Regions from separate parts of the Homo sapiens genome. Here region 2 is linked to region 1. A link is a contact called in ENCODE Hi-C data. All regions are on one chromosome and are shown on one strand. The core of a region is the stretch at or near the end of the contact, and the rest is flanking DNA. Distances in the headings are between cores, read along the strand shown.

What was found. A loop is a pair of places that touch in the nucleus more often than their neighbours do. Pooled maps may share reads with other maps.
Region 2: a map of ascending aorta shows a loop between it and region 1 (2.3-fold over the local background). The contact joins the promoter of LATS2 here to the enhancer-like site in region 1. A Hi-C loop is called at or near these places in 4 of 168 maps with a recorded cell type or tissue (ascending aorta, endothelial cell of umbilical vein, gastrocnemius medialis and 1 more) and 10 of 50 pooled maps.

The regions. Positions count from the first base shown.
Region 1 is chr13:20,811,598-20,816,608 of GRCh38, reverse strand. The region is part of intron 9 of XPO4 (exportin 4); the gene reads left to right. Among named protein-coding and RNA genes, the nearest start is that of EEF1AKMT1, 40 kb to the right of the region's middle. Within about 2 kb of position 1,973, at least 21 of the 41 ENCODE cell types and tissues checked have a DNase peak (open chromatin) inside an H3K27ac peak, as active enhancers do; they include ascending aorta, endothelial cell of umbilical vein and gastrocnemius medialis, where a contact is called at or near this core.
Region 2 is chr13:21,059,614-21,064,106 of GRCh38, reverse strand. It overlaps LATS2 (large tumor suppressor kinase 2), which reads left to right and starts at 2,521. Exons shown (of 8, transcript NM_014572.3): 1 at 2,521-2,761. RefSeq lists silencers at 2,307-3,106, 3,247-3,656 and an enhancer at 3,162-4,054.

The sequences.
Region 1 (5,011 bases), core at 724-3,223:
CCATATCATATTTAAGTGATCTGTCTGTAAGATTTTTCTAACAGCTGCAATACTTGTCTACTAAATCCATTTCTCTTGGGGGATTCCAGAAACCAGGAATACTGTCAGCTGCATAGGTATTCTGAAGTTAAATTAATTCTGTATTTTAAGAACTAGCTAGAAAAAATAAAAATAACTAGACGTGGATTTATTTTTCATTTGACATTCAAAGACTTCTAAATTCCTACATTTTTAAGTGGAGAGTTCATGAAGTTTTTTTTGTGACATTTGTGTCACTATATTGTTCCCATATTTGCCTTAAATGATACTTCGCTAGGAAAGAATCTACATACCAATAGCAGATGAATAACAGCATAAACTAATAGTATAGCTCTTTCAGTCTTTAATCGTTCATATGTCCTTCTTAATGTTTTACACTGTGCAGCACAAATATTATTTGTGATTTGTTGTTAGACGTGGGGATTGTGCTGATGCCTGTAAATTTTAAAGTTATTGTGAAATGTTTCATTCATATAAAGTACTAGTTTTATGTTATAAAAATATAAAGAATAATGAAATGAACGATTATGTATCAACCACGCAGATTAAGAAATAGTATAGTATATTGATGGAGCCTTTTTCTGTTGTTTTTTAACCTGTGGTTTTTTCCTTCTCCTGTTATTGCATGCAAGTGTTTGGTACATTACTTATTTCTGCCAAGTGAGTCTATAAGCAGATGCTGCTGGTGAACTTCCCAGCCAGTGTTTTGGGCACTTTTTTGCAGCTTCTACAATCTCTGATAGTTGAAGCTGTTTTCACTTCCAAACTGTTGTAAAGAATAATATAAAAGGAACTTTTTGAAGGATATTCTGTAGACATAAGATTTTCTGTGAAAATGAATTGCCCATATTCATCTCACTGCATTTTTTGTCTGTGAATCACATATCTAACACGTTATTTATGTTTACATATGAAGATAATCTTGATGATCAACAGAAAAAGCTTTCCAATTTCATTGAAAGGATTTGGAGTTGTCATGATGATTAGTTGCTGTTCACAGGAAAACAAACTAACTACCTTAGCATGAGATTTAGCTCATATTTTTACAGTACCTGATATTAGATTTATATAGATAAATATAAATATAGATAAAGACTTTTTATATTTTAGAGCAGTTCTGAGTCCACAGCAAAAATTGGGTGAAAATACAAACCCCCTCAAACATGCAGCCTCCCCACCCTCACCCATCAACATCCCACACGAGAGTGGTACATTGTTACAGCTGATGAAACGACATTGACACATCATCGCCATCCAGAGTCCATAGTGTACATAGGGTTCACTCTTGGCATTGTACATTCTATGGGTTTGGACCAGTGTGTGATGTCCATCATTAAGGTATCATACAGAGTAGTTTCACTGTGCTGAAAATCCTCTGTGTTCTGCCTATTTATCCTTCCCTGCCCCTCACAACCTCTGGCAACCACTGATCTTTCGCCTGTCTCCATAGTTTTGCCTTTTCTAGAATGTCGTGTAGTTGGAATCGTGTAGTGTTGTTAGATTTTAATCTCTGAAATTCAATTTGATGTCAAAAAGGGGACAGATTTCATATATTGAAAGTTTTCTTTTCAAAGCTTCATTTGACAGCATTTTCATAAATAAAAGTAACCACTATTTTGGAATTATGTATTCAACATAATTACCAAAACGTAAAAGATTTTTTTCTATGACTAAAGGGTTGCAAATTTATTGCTCTATATACTTCCAAGGTAATTATGGGCATTGAGAGATAAGTGCTGATATCATAATTTGATTACCTTCTCCACCCTGCATTTCCAGATGGAGTAAAGTGGGGTCAAGTAGTCTCGTAAGCTCTAAGCCCCTCTCCAAAGCCTCTCTGGCAGCAGGCCTGACAATACCAAGGGCATGAGCACATAGTGTCTAGCTTGGTCTCCTTAGTCATCTCTGTGCACGTGCTGCTGCCTTGGCTGCTGGGTTTTGGCCAGAGTGGCCATGGAGCAGGGCCAGGGTATTATGAAAAAGCGCTAGGTTAGGTTTCAGTTTTCTGTGATTAGACTGAAAGATTTAGTTGCCAATTGTCAACAACCATATTTCTCACACTTTGCTCGATGAGTTATATTATCTCCAAAAGAAACCAGAAGGCTGTTTAGAAGTCCATAGTCTTACTGTAAATTGCCATCCAATGAGTTGAGGCTCTTGCAGTCTACCTCTGATCTTCTGTTCTAATATCAGAGTGTTAATAGGAGGGATTATTGAAAACTTTTTTTAATAATAGAAAGGCATATAAGACTTTTACTTTTTAGTTATACTTTTATGTATATGAATAATTAAACCACGATAACATGTGTTAGATATGTACCTAAAAAACAACCAAGATAGGTCTTAGAAAATATCCTGCTTTTTTTTTTTTTTTTTTGGAGACTGGGTGAGTCAGAGGATGCTATTCCTAAATTCCTCTTGTGATATGTTACCAGTCTGTTTATTTTGGCAAGATAAACTGTTAAGACTTAACAAATGATGGCTGTAAAGCACATGCTTTGTTAAGTATATAAACAGGCCACAGATGTTTCTATGGAAAGAAAGTATCTTATTCATCTCCATATTCCAGTGCCTGGCTCTTAGCGTTCAATAGATTTTTTTTTTTTTTTTTTGAGACAGCGTCTTGCTCTGTCACCCAAGCTGAAGTGCAGTGGCGTAATATTGGCTCACAGCAACTTCTGCCTCCCGGGTTTAAGCGATTCTTCTGCCTCAGTCTCCTGAGTAGGTGGAACTACAGGCATGTTCCACCACGCCTGGCTAATTTTTGTATTTTTAGTAGAGACGGAGTTTCGCCATGTTGGCCAGGCTAGTCTTGAACTCCTGATTTCAGGTGATCCACCTATTTCAGCCTTCCAAAGTGCTGGGATTACAGGCATGAGCCACCATGCCTGACTGAGAGCTCTCCTAAAGTATAAACCTAGGAGTGGAATTTTTTGATCAGAGAGTATGTAAATGTTCACTTTTAGAAGATAGTAGTGTCAAATTTTTCCGAAAGTGATTGGACCAGTGTATTACGTGTATGTGAGTTCTCAATGATCCATGTTCTCACCAACATTTACTGCCAAACTAGCAGGCATAAAATATGATCTTAATTTGCTTTCCCAAGTACCAGTAACATTGAGCATCTTTTCATATATTTAAATATGTAGTTCTGTGATTCCTCTTTTGAAATGCTTGTTTGTGTCCCTTGCCCATTTTCCTAATGGGATGTTTGTCTTTTCCTTACTGATTTGTAGAAAGTCTATATATGTTCTAGAACTAGTTTCTTGTTGGTTATATGGGTTTCAGATTGAGATGGTTTGGCTCTGTGTCCCCACCCAAATCACATGTCGAATTGTAATCTTGTAATACCCACGTGCCAGGGGCGGGGACCTGGTGGGGGGTGATTGGATTATGGGGGTGGTGGTTTCCCGCATGCTGTTCTCGTGACATTGTGTGGCAGTTATCTCCTCACTGTTTCCCTCCTGCTCTGCCATGCTAAGACATGCTTGCTTCCCCTTCGCCTTCCACCATGATTGTAAGTTTCCTGAGGCCTCCCAGTCATCCTTCCTGTTAAGCCTGCGGAACTGTGAGTCAATTAAACCTCTTTTCTTCATAAATTACCCAGTCTCAAGTAATTCTTTACAGCAGTGAGATAATGAACTAATACACAGATCTATTCTTTTTTATGGCTTTTTCACTTTTTTTCTGTATTTAAAATATGGAATAATTCTGTATTTAAAATATGGAATAATTTTAGGTTTACAGAAAATTTGCAAAGACAGTACAGAGAGTTTCCATGTGCCTTGTACCCAGTTCTCTCTTAATAGTATCATCTTTTGTAGCCATGGTACATTTGTCAGAACTAAGAAATTAACTTTGGCATATTATTAGTAACTAAACTAAAGGCTTTATTGGATTTCACCAGTTTTTCCCCCAATGTCCTCTTCCTGTGCCAGGACCTAGTCCTGGATATCACATTGCATTTTGACTTCATCATATTGTTTGATGAACAAGTGTTCCTCATCTTAATGTAGTTGAAAGTTTTTTTTTTAATGATTTGTAATTTTGGTTCCAATGTAAAGACGCCTACCCTTCCTGTGTTTTCTTCTAAATTCTTTAAAATTTGCCTTTCCTGACTTTAACATCTTAGAATTTAGTCAAGTAGGGATGCAAATTTTTTTTCTCCATGTGGATAACAGGTTTTTCTGCAACATTTATTGAATAGTCCTTCATCCTCAATGATCTGCCATACTGTAGTTTTTATATAAGTGTGGGTCTCCCCTCTGCCTCCCAGGTTCAAGTGATTCTCCTGCTTCAGCCTCCCAAGTAGCTGGGATTACAGGCTCCTGCCACCATGCCCAGCTAATTTTTGTGTTTTTAGTAGAGATGGGGTTTTGTCATGTTGGCCAGGCTGGTCTTGAACCCCTGACCTCAGGTGATTCACCTACCTCAGCCTCCCAAAGTATTGGGATTACAGGCATGAGCCACCATGCCCGGCTCCTCCTTATTCTTAATCAACATCTTCTAAGTGAATGCTTCTGGGTTTTCAACTTTAAAAATAAATACTTAGGTATCTGTGTGCTGACGATGCCCTAATTTGTATTTCCGGCCGTGATCTCTTTCCTAAACTTCAGACATGTATCAAACATGTTAATAGAACATTCCCACTTGGATTCCTATTTTGGATCTAAAATTTAACATGTCCAAAAGAAGAAAGGCCAAGAGGCCTTCATCACCCTGTATGCGTCATCTCACATTGCCCTGTCCAACACCCCCATCCTTCTGTATTGTAGGAATCTTCCCAGCTGTCAGGGTAAAAACCCAGGTGCACCCCCACCACTGCCTTGTTTTCTGTCTTGCCTCAGGTCATTTTCCAGTGTCAGCCCTTTCTCCAAAATCTGTACCCAGTTTGGCTGCTTGGCATCATCTCTCCCCTGGTCCATGGCACCATTATACTTTGCAGTGTAAGCAGTCTGATTTTCCTTTAAAG
Region 2 (4,493 bases), core at 1,272-3,771, 250 kb before region 1:
TGTGAGCGTGTCAGCTTTCCCAACCAAGCCCCTATCTTGGAAACTTGTTTCCAATTTGTCTGTATTCATATATATATATAAAATTTAAAATTTTTAATGTTTTTTAAAAAAGGCACAAAGAATAGTATAGCACACATTATTGAACCCAACCTCCCAGAACCAACAACTTTTAAGATTTTGAGTTTTATTTCCGTTTTTTAAATAAAAGAAAGCATTGTAAAGTTGAAGTCTTCATTTTTTTTCTCTGCTCAATTTCCCTCCTTCCCTCTAATATAAACAACAGCTGTCATGAATTTGGTGTGTGTGATATTGCATTCTATGTCTATACTTATATAAAGTATGTGATCATTTTAGGTTCTGTGGGATTTTGATTATTTATAAATATGGTATCACAGTGTATATATATAGTTCTGCAACTTGCTTTTTTTCACTCCACAGTGCTTTTGAATTCTTTCTACCATCATTTATCCTTTACAACTACAGAGCTAGTTCATTAACTTAGCTACTGTGTATATTCCATCATTTGGATATCTACCTTTCATTTTCCTACCCCTTGACTGGACATTTGGGGTTTTTCTCAATTTTTCACTACTGCAAACAATGCTGAAATGATCATTGTAACTGCAACATTTTTATTAGGTATTTTATGCACAAATTTTAAGGTCCATTAAATCTATTTTATAATATTTTTCATTCCACAAGTGTTTTAAAAATTATTTTTACATCTTTGAAGGCAGAGCAGGAGCAGGATCTTTAAACACACAACAAAAAAAGATTAGCAGCCATGTGGCTTGGGGTTGGGGTGGAGAAAGTATAGTCAGCTTAAGAGTGAAAAGAAGGCCAAGCATGGTGGTGTGCGCCTGTGTTCCCAGCTACCCTAGAGGCTGAGGCAGGAGGATGGCTTGAGCTCAGGAGTTCAAGGCTGATGTGGGCTGCAGTAAGTTATGATTGTGCCACTGCACTCCAGCGTGGGCAATGGAGTGAGACTCTGTCTCTAAGAAAAAAAGGAAAAAATGTGGAAAAGTACATAGGTAATGCCAGTAGGGCTCAATTGCAGAATATTGGCTGGAGACTTATTTTGCTCCCAGTACTGTGCAAGATATCTGGGTAGCATACAGGATACTATCGAAAAATTAAATTGAATTCTAAGCTGCACGATGATGGTTTCTTTTTTTTTTTTTTGCACACTTCTGCTGGCAGGAAGGGATTACGGTTTGATTATCAGAGCCCAAAGAAGAGAGAAAACAGAGATCTGAGAAGATTCCCTGGAAGAGCTGAGGCCTTAAGAGATTGAAAGAGAGGGAGGGGAGGAGGATGAACCAGGGACTGAAGGCTGGGTGAGACTGTCAAAATAGTGCACAGATAATGACCTTTACTACTGTTTCCCATGAGAGTAAAATTTAAAAATTTCACAAGAGTTTGTCAATTAAAGAGGAAATCGAGTTGACTTTAAACACTATATTGACCCTCAGCATCACTTGCCACAGATATAGGTGGTAGGAAGTATGATGTTAGGAGAGCCAGAAGTAGACTGAGGATTTGGCTTCCAGTCTATTATTTCTACTGTGAATCTTTGCACCATCCCTGCTTCTGTCCCTGTACCAGATCCACAGTCCTCAAATGGATAGTGAAGCTGTTCAAAACCCACGACCTCACTTGCTGGTATATACGGTACTATACTATTCCCTACACCATAAAATACTTCTCAGAAAGAAAATATACATGGGGAGGGGAGGTTGATTAAATTAAATCAGGTTAAATTTGGGTGTGCATCAGACGTTCTTTTTTTTTTTTTTTTGAGACGGAGTTTTGCTCTTCTTGCCTAGGCTGGAGTGCAATGATGCGATCTCAGGTCACCGCAACCTCCGCCTCCCGGGTTCCAGTGATTCTCTTGCCTCAGCCTCCCGAAGAGCTGGGATTACAGGCATGAGCCACCACGCCTGGCTAATTTTGTATTTTTAATAGAGACGGGGGTTTCTCCAAGTTGGTCAGGCTGGTCTCGAACTCCCGACCTCAGGTGATCCACCCGCCTAGACCTCTCAAAGTGCTGGGATTACAGGCGTGAGCCACCGCTTCTGGCAAACGTCCTTCTTAATTGTTTGATTCCACTGTCCCAATAGCCGTCTGTCCTTTTCTGCCCCTATTTTTAGTGTCCAGCCACTAGTTGGTAACTTGGTGGCTCCTTCAGGCCTGCTAACTTTTTTTTTTCTTTCACCAAGACTGGTATGAGATACTTAAGAATAGTGGCTTTAACGACAGTTACCAACTTTTAATACAAATGCAGTCGAGAGGGCAAATACTCAAGTTTGGGGGCAGATAGCAGCCAGTCAAATAGGTCCGAGAGGCCCTGGCGAGCTACCGCAGGCCAGCAGGGAGGCCGTGGGCAGGTGGCGGTCGAGGCCGGAGGCAGGAAGCACGGCCGGGCGGGGCTGGGCGGAGCGGCCGCGGAGGAGCAGGGGCCGCAGGCGCCCCGCCCGGACTGGTATGCGGCCGAGAGTGACGCGGGAGGCGGGGTCACGTGACGCCCGTGGAATGCCAACAATGTAGCGAATGTCCCACTTGGGTCTGCGCTTTGGAACCGCGGCGTGAGCGCCCCGGGAAGATGGAGCAGTCGCCGTCCACGCCACCGCCGCCGCCCGGGGCTCCCCCGTCCCTGCGGGGCCAGCAGCAGCTCCAGCCACCAGTGCCCGGTCTCCCGGCGCGAGAGGCCCGGGAGCCGCCGGCCAGGACGCCCCCGAGGGTGTAGACCGCGCCCCTGGAGGTGAGGGGGCTGGGAGCTGGGGTCGGGGCGGCAGCTCGGAGGGTGGCGAGAGTTTCCGCGAAGCGGTCGAGCCCTGCGGCTCCGCGCACCTACTGTGGTGCCGAGGCTCCGGGAAGGGCGCCCGGCGGGGCGGCCGAGGAAGTTTGTCCGGACGGAGCCCTGCGCCCTGCCCCCACGGTCCGCGCCCGCCCGGAGCCGCCCCCGCCCGGCGGCTCGTAGTCCAGGCCGTACGGAGCCCGCGGAGCCGGTTCCAGAGGAGCCGGGGAAGTTGGAGGCCGGCGTCGGGCGGGGGCAGCGGGGCTGCGCCGCTTTGTTGTGCGGCGACCGGGGCGGCCGGGATCCCGGCGGGGCAGGGGCGGCGCGGGCCGGGGGCGGTGTCCTAGACCCGAAAGGCCGTAGCGCCGGGCGCGCCTCTGCTTCCGCTGTCTCCGGGGGATCGGCTTTTCACTAGACGCCCGGCCGGGCGCCCCTGACAGCCTCGGGACCCCCGGTCCGGCGGCGCAGCGGTCCCACGGATCCGGGGCCATCCTCCCGGCCGCGCCATCGTCCCACGGGCCAATCAGTCCTTCAGAGCCCGCCCTGTTGGCCCCCGCCGGCCGCCCCGTCGTCCCGCGAGCCGACGGACCCACGGCGGTGCCGCAGTCGAGGCCGCGCCGCCCCTCAGCCCCCGGTGGCTGCGCCGCCTCACCCACTGCCGCGCGGTTCCCACCCCGTTCCCCGCGGCCGCGCCGCCGGCTCACGGGCCAGTCAGCCCCTCAGAGGCCACCGGACCCTGGGGGCGCCGTTCCTCCCGGGCTGCGGGCGGCCAGGCCCTGCTCGGCGTCTCCCGGCCGGCTGCCGCGCCAACTCTGCGAGTTTGCTCACGGTCTTGGCGGGACGCGGCCCGAGGCGCAGGAGCGCTTTCGTGGCCACGCGAACGGCGGCCGTTGCATAACACGCCATTCCCGTGCCCTAGTTTAGCGACGTGTGGGGGGTTTGGCTTTCTCTTCTGATGTAAGCTCACCTGCGCTTAGCTCCCCAGCCGGACTCTGGAGATGGGGATTCTGACATCATTCACATCTTGCCATCACATCCTTCAGCCCAACTCCAGAACTTCTGGGGAGCTTTCCCTCGGGGATGGAGTGCGGCCTGGAGCAAACCCGTTTGTGAAATGCAAGTCTCCAGTGTCCCGAGGGTTGGGAACGGGGGGCGAGGCGAGGAATGGACCCTGAAGAAGGTAAAACCCACCCGACCAGGGCGCCAAGCAGCCGGTAACAGGGTCCCGAGTTAGCTCGGCGGCTGGCGGCTGTTCTGAGGCCTTTGGATGAGAAATGCTATTTTGCGAGGATCACCATGAAAGAACTTAACTTGCAGATTTTTTTGACAAAAATGTTGTTATTTTAAGACAAGATCTCGCTCTGTCTCCCAGGCTGGAGGGGAGTGGCGCGATCTCGGCTCACTGCAACCTCCGTCTCCCAGGTTCGAGCGATTCTCCTGCCTTAGCCTCCCACGTAGCTGGGATTACAGGCCCGCGCCACCAGCCCAGCTAATTTTGTATTTTTTAGTAGAGACGGGTTTCGCCGTGTTGGCCAGGCTGGCTCTCGAACTCCTGACCTCAGGTGATCCACCTGCCTCCGTCTCCCAGAGTGCTGGGATTACAGGCGTGAGCCACCGCGCCCCACCTGACAAGAATTTTGAACAAGAACTTTTACATTTTCACGCTTCTCTAGGATGGATATGAGTGTTTTTTGTT